Regions from separate parts of the Homo sapiens genome. Here all the other regions are linked to region 1. The links are chromatin contacts, found by Hi-C in ENCODE. All regions are on one chromosome and are shown on one strand. Each heading gives the region's core, a stretch centred on a gene start or an enhancer-like site at or near the end of the contact. The rest is flanking DNA. Distances are from core to core; before and after follow the strand shown.

Region 1 (4,137 bases), core at 182-2,681:
AATGCAGTTTGACCGTATTTGTCAAATCAGTTACTTATTCATTTAATTTTGTAGTGTTGTTTAAGCATTTCAAATGCTTGTACACTTGGAGGATATGAGAGCATTCATCATCAAGAGGTAAAACTTCCATGGGGGATGGGCCGATCACAGAGTGGGTGGTCAGCCATTGGGTTGCCCTCCAGGCTTGGGGGAATATCCTTGCAGCAAAGTGCACTGTGGAAACCTGCTGCCAGTCTCATGGCATTCCCTCTTTTATGTCTTTTTATTTTTTTATTTTTTTAATTAATTAATTTATTATTATTATACTTTAAGTTTTAGGGTACATGTGCACAATGTGCAGGTTAGTTACATATGTATACATGTGCCATGCTGGTTCTTTTATGTCTTAACTGACATATAAATCTAACCAAAAATTCCTTCCTAAAAACCTTGTAGGATTTTAAAATTAATTAATTATTTTCGAGACGGGGACTCTTTCTGTAGCCAGGCTGGAGTGCGGTGGTATGATCAGGGCTCACTGCAGCTTTTAACTTCTGTGCATGTGATCCTCCCACCTCAGCCTCCCCAGTAGCTGGGAGTACAAGCGCAGGCCCCCACGCCCAGCTGGAATTTTAAAAAATAGAATAACAAATTTACAAGGTCGCAATTTCGACTCTTTTCACACATTTCATGATACGGAGGAAGAAAACATTTTTCCCCCGAGAGAGGCTTCAGGATGGCTGTCTACAGGCCCTCAGTACTTTCCTCCACAAAGAAGAACCAAAACACCCAGTAGAAAATCAGACTTGGAATACAGCATCTAAAAGAACACATTCGAATTAAGCAGAGAAGCGACAGGAAAGCTCTGAGGCAGGAAAGAGACAGAGGGGAGGCAGGTAGCTCAGCTGAAACTGTCTGGGAGCCCAGAGACTTCTTAGTGCAGGGAAAGTGTGTCCACATTCCCACCGCAGACTCCTGCAGTCGTAGCCATGGGAGAGCCCTGGGGGCCCCGAGACTAGGATGGGGAGCTGCCTGGAGCCTGCACCGCGCAACAGCACTGTTCCAGGACGGAGCTCAGGCGAGGTCCCACACACCTCCTGGACCAGGCTATTTGGAGCCCAGCCCCAACAAGACTTCATCCTGCCTCGGGTCTCAACAGCTTCCGCATCTCCACATCCCTGGAGCCCCGCAGACATCCTTCACTTCCCCCACAACACCCCACACACCGGGAGGGCTGTAGTGGCACAAGGCTGATTGGTGCCAGCCGTGTGGCTGGGTCCCTGGCACTCTAGCCCCAAAGGTGTTCTACACCCCGGGGGAATCGGCAGTGCAGTGCACTGGGGAGGCTGCCTCCAGTCAAAGGGAGCCAAAACGCAAGCTCCCCAGAGCCTGACAGCCACTTGAGTGAGGTCGCTGCCACTGACAGCCACCCCGACTCCCAATAGCAAAGCAGCTGCGCACCGACAGGCTTTCTCCACCCACTGCCATCTCCACAGCCGGGACTGCCACCACCCAAGCACGCCGCTGGGAGGCGCCTGGGGATTGCCCACTCTGCCAACCACAGCCTGAGCCCTGAGCACAACATAGGGGATTGGGTTGTCTGAGGGTAGGACCACACCACCAAGCAAAGCCTCTCCCAGTGCCTGAGCACACTGCCCAGGGGCCTGGGGATCCATGGCCCTGTCCCACCCGTAGCTCCGCGTATGCTCCTGCACCATCAGGAGGCCTGACTGAAGACCCAGCCTGGCTGCTCGCAAGCCCCACCTACCACAGCCTGTGTGCACCATCAGGAGGCCTGAGGTTGGACCCGCAAAGCCTGGTACGGCCCACAAGTGCCCAAGTGCATCATTCAGTGGCCTGGGGACCGCCTTTCCACCACCGCTGACATCTGCACTCCTTTGGGGGCCCGAGGGCTGCCCGCCCAGCCCACCCTTTGCTGCCACCATAAAAGGTTATTGTAATGGAGGTAAAGAGTAGAATGATAGTTACTAGCAGCTGTGAAGGATGTGTGTGTGTGTGTGTGGGAGGGGGGAGGTATGCAAACATACAATTAGAAGGAATAAGTTCTAGTGTTCAACAGAATAGTAGAGTGACTATAGTTAACGACGATGTATTTTATATTTCAAAATAGTTATGAGAAGATTTGAAGTGTTCCCAACACAAAGAAATAATAAATGCTTGAGGTGATGGATATCCTAAACACCCTGACTTGATAATTACACAACCGATGCATGTATCAAAATATGACATGTACCTTAGAGATACATGAAAATATTATGTACCAATAAGAATATAAAAAAGAAATAAAATGAAACAAGAATACTTTTCTTATAAATCATGATGATAACAAGAACTATAGAAATTGCACCTTCAAATTAACTTGACAAGGCAAATCCTACCTATTTTCTAATATACTACTTTCTAGCTTAAATGTAAAAAGCCAGTTATTTCAATGAATTCAAAATTTATTTGTGGAAGTAACAGAAATGTCTCAACATGCTATGGTTTGATTAATCATTTCTACACTAACTTCTGAGAGAAGATTTGACAAGAGGACTCTGGGATAGGAGCTATCTATATCCAGGATGATTCTATCTGAGCCGCAGATGGACTTCTGTGGATTTTTTGTGTGGTTGAGGTCTATTTCTCTGTCAGCAGATACCACTTGAGTAGCAGGAGACAAGGTATAGCTTGCTACGCACTCCATCTTTCTTTTCTTTGACTCTGTCCAGCTAATTGTACAAAGTGTGTGGATCAAGCAATGACCTAGATTATCATTATATTGGATCCAAGTTATTGGTGTGTTTCTTGGGTTGGCCTAGCATTGTATTTACCAAGACTATGAGGAAAGTGGTGCTAAAATACGCTCCTGTAAATCTCCTGGCTTCCAGGCATAGTCCTTACCACAATGTGTAAGAGCAACCCAATTTCTGCCTGTATGGCTGCTGCGGCTGCTGCTGCTTCTTATTCCTCTTCTTATTCTTCTTCTTTTGAGATGGAGTTTCACTCTTGTTGCCCAGGCTGGAGTGCAATGGCGTGATCTCAGCTCACTGAAACCTCCGCCTCCTGGATTCAAGTGATTCTCCTGCTTCAGCCTCCTGAATAGCTGGGATTACAGGCACACGCCACCACGCCTAGCTGATTTTGTATTTTTAGTAGAGATGGGGTTTCTCCAGGTTGGTCAGGCTGGTCTCGAACTCCTGATCTCAGGTGATCTGCCCGCCTCGGCCTCCCAAAGTGCTGAGATTAAACTGTGAGCCACTGCGCCTGGCCACAGCAATCTTCTTCTCTGCCAGCTGCTTCAATGACTGCGGAGCCCAACGTGCAACAAGGAAGTCTCATCTTCCTGTTCATCAGGATAATGGTCATATTCCTTATTAGAATAATCTTGCCATAGGCATTAGAACCTCTAAACCCAGCACAAACAAGATCTTGGGAAAAGGAGACAATTTTCAAGTGAATTATTAGGTGTACTAGTACAAGGCTACTCCAAATCTGAATCCTAACTCTATGCTTTTGTTCCCATACCTGTACATTCTGGCTATGGCAGAGACAGCAACATATATTGGTAAGGCAAATACCCCCTCTTAAAAAACTGAATCCCACACTTGCAAGCTGTTTTATTCCAACTGGTGTCATTAGTGTGCTTTCAGGAAGTCATTTCAATACCCTGGTTAGCCAGTTACTTAGGGGCAAGTAACTTCTTTTTTTTTTTTTGAGATGCAGAAAACATTCTATTTTTTGATTACATGGCTCAGATAGTTTCATTCAGTGTCATCAGCAATGAACTTCATGAAACATGTTCATCTTTCCTGTCTAGGTAGATGTCACAGTAGCCCTGGTTTTTAAGTGTTGCCTCTAAAACTTGTCCTCTTTCCAGCATTCTCTTCTTTTTTTTTTTTTTTTTTGAGACGGAGTCTCACTCTGTCTCCCAGGCTGGAGTGCAGTGGCGCGATCTCGGCTCACTGCAATCTCCGCCTCTCAGGTTCACGCCATTCTCCTGCCTCAGCCTTCCAAGTAGCTGGGCCCAACACCATGCCCGGCTAATATTTTTTTTTCTTTTGTATTTTTATTAGAGATGGGGTTTCACCGTGTTAGCCAGGGTGGTCTCGATCTGCTGACCTCGTGATCCGCCCGCCTCAGCCTCCCATCCAGCAT
Region 2 (3,994 bases), core at 713-3,212, 750 kb after region 1:
GGTCATGCATTTTCTACTATCTGTCACCTGTGGACAACTTGCCACTTCAACAGTTCTGGACACTTTTAAGCTCCCCCGAGGAGAAGATAGGAAACTTGGACACCCTGTGTGGGATTGAGAATCACAAAGGGGCAGTCTCGCACCTGGTCAAGATAAAGCTGAACTGAACTCTTCATTCACAAGTGGGATTCTCGTAAGAGGCAGGAAAGCAGGGACCGTCTGTCACTACAGACAGCAAGAAGAGGTGAACCTTAATGAGGGAAGAAAACAGATTCTATTAGGGGAAAAAAACATTTAATCAGAAAATAAGGCTCTGGAAAGAAAAGGCCAATTGGGGCTTTGTCTGAAGAAATAACAGAGTATTTTTCTGCCAGAGAAAGCAAGTCCAAGGGAGGAATTTTCAGATTGACCAAAGAGTATTGGTCTACATCATTAGTACTTTCAGTGAGAAATAACTGAAAATAAACTAGAGCAAAAGTTCCCCAGGTGTGGTTCCAGGACCAGCAACTGAAACATCACCTGGGAACTGTTAAAAATGCAAATTCTTGGGCTCTCCGCCAGAATCACTGAATCAGAAACTCTGAAATGGGACCCAATAATCAGCAGCTTAACAAGCTCTCCAGGTGATTCTTATGCCAAATAAAGTTTGAAATTCCCTGGTGCTGGCGCTGGAAGCAAATGAGTCACAGCTGTGAAGAATCCCTACCATTAATACCCTGGGTGGGATAAATAAAAATGGGAAACTAAAAAGTTAAATGATCAGAGGTTGGCTGTAGTTCAAAAGTAAGGATATACCTGAATATAAAATTCTTTCTTAACCTAAATGCAAAATGGGAATATGTTTAATCATTTATATAGCATCTCACTGGTTTTTTCCAGCTTGAGACATGATTCACAAAAATTGTATATATTTAAAATGTACATGATGTTTTGATATACATATACATTGTGAAACAATTACCACAATGAAGTTAACATAACCATGACCTCACCTAGCCACCATTTTGTGTGTGTGGGGTTAAAAACCCTTAAGACCTGCTCTTAGCAAATGTCAAGTATACAGTACCTTATTATTAACTATAGTCACCATGCTGTACGTTAGGTCTCCAGAACTTACTCATCTTCTAACTAAAAGTTTGACTAACTTCTCCCCCAGCCCCCAACCCCTGGTAACTACCACTCTACCCTTTGTTACTGTGTCTTCAACTTTTTTAGATTCCACATACAAGTGAGATCACGCAATATTTGTGTTTTGGCGTCTGGCTTATTTCACTTAGAATAGTGTCCTCTAAGTTTATCCATGTTGTCACAAATAGCAGGATTTCCTTATATATTTATAGAATAAAAACTAGACCGAATTATGCATTATGTTTCTTTCCTCTTCCCAATTTTTGATACCTGAAAATGATAATCTCCAGGTCAAGCCTAACAGAGCATTGCCTGTTGCCCGATGGTAATAACACCAAGAGCAGGCGCAATGCCTATATGGGGTCAATTTATAGCCTAGACACATAGCTCTAAACACATTCTCAGTGATTCATTCCAATTACTCCTCCACCTGGTGGATTTACACTGGCATTTTTCATGCCCATCTAGGTTCTTCCTAGTACCTCACCTTTTCGGCCAACTTTCACTGGTCATCCATTGGTTAAAACTCAGTCAATGTCATATCATCTTGTCAAAGCATGTTCAAACCAACAGTAAATAATATATAAATAATATCTAATAGTAAATAATAATGGAAATAATTATAGTAAATAATAAATAGTATATAAAATATATAACTAAATGACACATAAGTGAGTTCTAGATCACTATGCCAACTCAATCCTCCAACCTCATAAGAACTGAAAATCCATTATCAAAGACACTATGAAAATACAGCATAAAATAGACCCAGATACTTCCTGAGAGGTTAACAACATGTAGCCCACCAGAGGAAGAGCTGCAGCTGGAGCTAGCTGGGCTCTGTGAGCTAAAACCACACAGGAAGCCTCAAGCACAGGGGCTCACTGTGTACCAGGAGGCCCAGGGGGACCCTGACAAGACCTCCTCTCTTCTCCCGCTTTCATCCAAGGTCTAGGAACAAGGCAAAAAGCTAATTCTTAAAATAACAGGGATTTAAGATGTACCTTTAAATCCTTGGCTTGCTTTAAATTTGGCTGCTTGAGTATGGATTCTCCCCATAGGTTTACCGTAAGAAACATTCACATGATAATGTGATATTGTACTAAAGAGTCTGATGATTGAAAATAGAATGTTTGGACCCAGATTGGTAGTTTTTTTTTTTTTTTTTTTTTTTTTTTTGTCTTTTTGGGAGTTTTCCTTCATTTTTTTTTTTACGATTTCTAATAGTCATACTTTACCTTAGATTCCATGTTTTTGAAAAGTATTTTGTTGGATTTATTGAAAGTGAGAAAATTAATAATTCCTTTTATTATTATTGACTCTCTTCAAAAATAAGCATTGGCTAATTCTTTGTGCTGTCACTCACATTCCATAGTTTACTAGCTGAATCAAACCAATATATAGAAAAGACATGTGTCAAATACAGTTTTTGGGGGGTTAGGATTTTTTTGTTGTTGTTATTGTTGCTGTTTGACATATATCATCTAATTCTCCAAAATGATATCCGTGTTTTAGAGATGAAAAATTAGGGGCATTAGATGACTCACGAAAGGACATTCAATTGACAAATGTACATCTATATTTTATGTAGTCTACTTTAATCCTCGCTTATACTTACATAGGTAGGAAGGAGAGGATAAATTATGTGATCATTCTCACCCTACTTTTCTGTAATTAATTATAGAAAATGTTTGTCAAATTTTTTTTTAAAAAGCCTTTTCCATACAAATCACTTTGTTTTTTACATTCAAGGGATATGACACACAAATGTTGGTTTTTTTTTTTTTTCTTTTTTTTTGAGATGAAGTCTCACTCTGTCGCCCAGGCTGGAGTCAGTGGTGCCATCTCGGCTCACTGCAATCTCCACCTCCCTGGTTCAAGTGATTCTCCTGCCTCAGCCTCCCGCGTAGCTGGGCCTAAAGGCATACGCCACCACGCGTGGCTAATTTTTGTATTTTAGTACAGATGGTGTTGAGGAAAACCATCTTTAAAAGGCTGCTTTCCAAAGATAACTCCTCCTCTCCAAAAAGAGTTGCCTATACATGTTCTCCCTCTTCACATATGAATTCTGCTGTGTTAAAATGCTGAGTTCTAGAGAAGAGGGGGAATCTTGTGGAAACCCATATTATTAAAAATCATCTCAGCCTCACAGTTCAAATGTTGGAAAAATCAAACCACCAAGATATTTTATTAACAGTATTTCCTACCATAATCTACCTTAATAACAGCACCAATAATCCTTTTCTCACAGGTAGAGAATATCTTTTCCAACAGAGAAATACCCGTAACCAATGCAAATATTTTTTACTCATGTGCCATATTTGCTGTTGGAAATCATTATACAATGAAAAATATGTACAAAGTTCAGTATGTCACATAAACCAAATATTGTAGAATAATTCAAATTGGAAGAGTTGCAACTATTAAATGGGATGAAGAAAGTTTATTGTACCATCATTAGTCTTTAGCATTGTACTTGTTATTTTACAAAATATCTGTTTATATAGCTTTCAATCCAAGTTGATCATACATTCAGGGAAGGCAGAAATTGTGTTACTCACTTTTGAACCATCAACATACAGTGCAATTTATAAAAACCACTAATAAATAATTGCTGAATGAATGCTTTTTCTTTGATTTTTGTTTTTTGTTTGGGACAGGGTTTCACTCTGTTGCCCAGGGCGCAGTGTAGTGGCCTGATCATAGATCACTGCAGCCTCTACTTTGAATTGTCTCTCGGGCTCAGGCAATCCTCCCATCTCGGCTCCCTGAGTAGCAAGAACTATGGGCATGTGCCACCATGCCCAGCTAATTTTTAAAATTTTTCCCTTTTTGTAGAGACAGGGTCTTGCTTTGTTGCCCAGGC
Region 3 (4,077 bases), core at 1,567-4,066, 860 kb after region 1:
CGCCCACCTCAGCCTCCCAAAGTGCTGGGATTAACAGGCGTGAGCCACCACGCCTGGCCATGTTGATTTTTAATAGCGTTGAAATAGCGAAGGGGAATTAAGGTTACAGATGGAATGAATCAACTGACCTTAAAATAGAAAGATTACCCTGGAATACTCAGTGAGTCCAGTGCAATTACAAGAATCCTTAAGTGTGAGAAAGGCAAAAGTGAGCGTCAGCATAAGACATGAGAAACACTTTACCGGCCATTCCTGGCTTTGAAGATGGAGGAAGGGTCCATGAGCCAAGGACTGTAGCAGCCTCTAGAGACTGAAGGAGGCAAGGAAATTGATTCTCCCTTAGAGCCTCCAAAAAGAACCATCCATTTGGAAACCTGCCCATCCATTTTTACTTCTGACCCCCAGAACTGTAAGATAAAACTTTATGTTGTTTAAAGCCACCACCATTGTGGTAATTTGTTACAGTGGCAACAGGAAATGTACACACTCAGGTTAAAAGAAAACAGAGCTGCAGAATCACATAACTCCTGGCAGATCTTCGGAGCACATGTTGGTTGGGACTGGTTGTGAGGGTTTGGGACAGGTGGGAAATAGTTTCTGCCAGAGAAAACTGAAATACATGCAATGCTCAACTAACTTGTGCATAATTAAAGACATTAGTTGTTAAAGGGTTGAACTGTACACCCTCTCAAAATTAATATGCTGACATTCTAACCCCCAGTAACTCATAATGTAACTTTATTGGGAGATGATAGTGCAGAGATAATCAATTAAAATGAGGTAATTAGGATGGACCCTAATCCAATAAGACTAGTGTCCTTATAAAAAGGGGAAATTCAGAGACATATATACAGGGAGAACACCATATAAACATCAAGACAGCCATCTACAAGCCAAAGAAAGAGGCCTGGAATAGATGCAGGCTTCATAACATGTTAGTTTTGGATAGCCAGCCTACTGAACTGTGAGAAAATCATTTCGTTGTTTAAGCCAGAGGTCACCAACACCCGGGGCGCCGACAGGTACGGGGTGCACAGCAGGAAATCAGAGGCAGGTGAGCCAGCAAAGCTTCATCTGCATTTACAGCCACTCCCCATCGCTGTCATTGCCTCCTGAGCTCCTCCTCCTGTCAGATAAGCCACGACATTAGATTTTCTTTCTTTTTCTTCCTCTTGTATTTTTGGTAGAGATGGGTTTCGCCAAGTTGCCCAGGCTGGTCTCAAACTCCTGAACTCAGGGCGATCCACCCACCAACTCCTCCTAAAGTGGTGTGATTACAGGTGTGAGCCACCGTGCCCACTAGCATTAGATTGTCATAGGAGCGTGAACCCTATTGTGAACTGCTCATGTGAGGGATATAGGTTGCGAACTCCTTATGAGACTCTAATGCCTGATGACGTAAGGTGGAACAGTTTCATTCTGAAACCATCTCCCGCCAACCTCATCGGCATCTGTGAAAAAAATTGTCTTCCACAAAATCAGTCCCTGGTGCCTGGTGCCAAAAGCCATGCAGTTTGTGGTACCTTGTTACAGCAGCCCTAGCAAACTCACACAGTAATGGAGGCACTGAACGAAAAAGTATATGATTTTCATTGAAGCAAATACTTCATGATGTCTCATTGAAAGACCTAGCTGCCCCCTAGCTAGCTGTCAGTGGAGATTCCGGTGCATTGAGGGGGAAAAACCAGGTAGACAGCACAGAGTTCTGTTTCCAGGTGTATTTCAGTTGAGCTGTGCTGCACATTACAGTAACTCGACTCCTTTATTGCCACTACTTCCCACCGAGTGGGAAGGAAGTGTGGTCTCATAGGTATAAGAAACTCCAATGTGGAGAGGACCCATTACAGAAGGAAGCAACAATCGCATAAATGAAAGAAAGAAAGGGGGGATGAAGGGTTGATAGAGAAAAATGAAAGAGGAAAAAAGACATTGAAAAGAAAACAGAGGCTAAAATGGTGAAACCCCGTCTCTACTAAAAATACAAAAAAATAAATAGCCGGCCGTGGTGGTGGGAGCCTGTAATCCCAGCTACTTGGGAGGCTGAGGCAGGAGAATCGCTTGAACCTGGGAGGCGGAGGTTGCAGTGAACCGAGATCGCGCCATTGCACTCCAGCCTGAGTGACAGAGCAAGACTCCCTCCCCCACTCCCCACCCCAAATAAAAAGAAGGAAAGAAAACAGAGATTCAGTCAACAAGGGATAGCACATCAGGCTGTACACTTTTAAAGCATGGTTATTGATATCTCATTTAAATATCGCAACAACCCTGGAAAGTAATTACCGTATTTATGCTTTGCAGATGAGGAAGCCGAAGCTGAAAGCAACGATTCCATGGTCTGAAAGGCTATGCAGTCCTCTGACAAGTAATTCCTGTAACCTCATTCTTTCCCTTCCCCCTCTCCTGATGGCCCCCTCTCCAGGAATAAACAGAGGTCCCCCATTCCTGGGTTTTCTCATGTTTCTCTCTGCACCAAATCTGCTGAGTCAGGTTTACTCCCTTATCATATAGAAACACAGAAGCCAAACCCCACAAGATGCTGGTTCCGAAGAAACACAGGTTAATTCACTTGGTGATTTCTGTTTGTTCACATAAACACCCGTTCCGCTCCCAGCCTCTTCCCTTTTTCTCCCTCCCCAACTGCAAAGTCCTCCCCCAGCTGCCTCGCTGCCATTCCCTTCCCACCTTCTTTACCCTCCCCGCCGCGCCCGCCCCCCATACCCCGTTCACTACCGTGTCCCTCCTCTGGTCACTCCGGTTTCCGATGGCACCGGCCCAGTCGGAGGGGAAATAATGACAGGGTTGGGTAGGGCAAGGTGTGCCAGCCTCAAGGAAATGCTTTTCAGTCCCTCCTTCCCACTGCGGGGCGTGGCTGCCGGCAAAGGATGGAGTTCGGGCGGGCTCCCGCGAAGGGAAGTCTGCGGGCTCCGAGGTTTCCGGGACTCGCCACACTCGAGCCACAGGAAACCTCTGCTGCAACTGTAAAGGCTGGACTTGTTGCTGATCTATACTCATTTCCTACTCTAGTGATTGCTAGATGTCAGGTATCACGGTGACTCCAGTCCAGGTGAAAACGGAGTCACGATACAGGGCAACAGCGCCACCTCACGGCCGGCCCCGTAGCAGCGGCCTCCATTGGCGCCTAAAAATGGTCAGGATTCACATTCAGGTGGATTATTCCGCGCCAGGAACATTCTCCACCTGAAGGCTTTGCCGGGGTGTTACAAGATAATACTGAAGGGACGGGAGTGGTGGCTTACGCCTGTAATCCCAGAACTTTGAGAGGCCAAGGCGGGTGGATCACCTGAGGTCAGCAGTTCGAGACCAGCCTGGCCAACGTGGCGAAACCCCGTCTCTACTAAAAATACAAAAATTAGGCGTGATGGCGGGCGCCTATAATCCCAGCTACTCAGGAGGCTGAAGCAGGAGAATCTCTTGAACCCAGGAGGCAGAGATCGCATAGAGCCGAGATTGTGCCACTGCATTGCAGCTTGGGCGACAGAGCAAGACTCCGTCTCAGAAAAAAAAAAAAAAAAAAGAAAAAAAAAAGTACTGACCACTGCGGAGACGTGGGGGAACCTATAAGGAATTAATGAGAATTAAAACCCCAAGATTACGTAATAGATCATTCATTTAGAGCCCGCGCGCGCGCGCGCGCGCACACACACACACACACACACACACACACATATATCCCATTATGTCCTGGGTTCTCCTCTGGGGAAACAGTGAACAAGGTAGTTATGTTACCCGTCCACATGGAAACTAAAATAATAGAAAATACTTAAGACAATAGATAGCTGAAGGAATTCTGTTAGATATTAACACCTAATACAAATTCAATTAAAGAAATAAGAGTCATAGGTAACTTGAATATGTGACCAATTTATTCAGCATTGAACGCATACCAAACACAAACTGACAGTCATTAGAGCAAAAAGAACTTGAGTCAATGTAATGTGGCATATTTAGAGATTGAGGTATGTCAGTTCTCTAGAGCTTTCTCTATTGGCATTTTCACTTCCTTCAGGGCTTTTTAAAAACAGGATGAATTGTACTTAATGCCACTGAACTGTTCAT

The links. A loop is a pair of places that touch in the nucleus more often than their neighbours do. Pooled maps may share reads with other maps.
Region 2: a pooled map shows a loop between it and region 1 (3-fold over the local background). The contact joins two enhancer-like sites. A Hi-C loop is called at or near these places in 2 of 168 maps with a recorded cell type or tissue (CD4-positive, alpha-beta T cell and CD4-positive, alpha-beta memory T cell) and 7 of 50 pooled maps.
Region 3: a pooled map shows a loop between it and region 1 (5-fold over the local background). The contact joins the promoter of STYK1 here to the enhancer-like site in region 1. A Hi-C loop is called at or near these places in 8 of 50 pooled maps.

What each region holds. Positions count from the first base shown.
Region 1 is chr12:9,812,865-9,817,001 of GRCh38, forward strand. It overlaps a transcript of KLRF1 not described here. Among named protein-coding and RNA genes, the nearest start is that of KLRF1, 13 kb to the right of the region's middle. Within about 2 kb of position 1,432, at least 5 of the 41 ENCODE cell types and tissues checked have a DNase peak (open chromatin) inside an H3K27ac peak, as active enhancers do.
Region 2 is chr12:10,557,434-10,561,427 of GRCh38, forward strand. The region is part of intron 1 of LINC02446 (long intergenic non-protein coding RNA 2446); the gene reads left to right. Among named protein-coding and RNA genes, the nearest start is that of LINC02446, 6.1 kb to the left of the region's middle. Within about 2 kb of position 1,963, at least 3 of the 41 ENCODE cell types and tissues checked have a DNase peak (open chromatin) inside an H3K27ac peak, as active enhancers do.
Region 3 is chr12:10,671,236-10,675,312 of GRCh38, forward strand. It overlaps STYK1 (serine/threonine/tyrosine kinase 1), which reads right to left and starts at 2,817. Exons shown (of 11, transcript NM_018423.3): 1 at 2,731-2,817.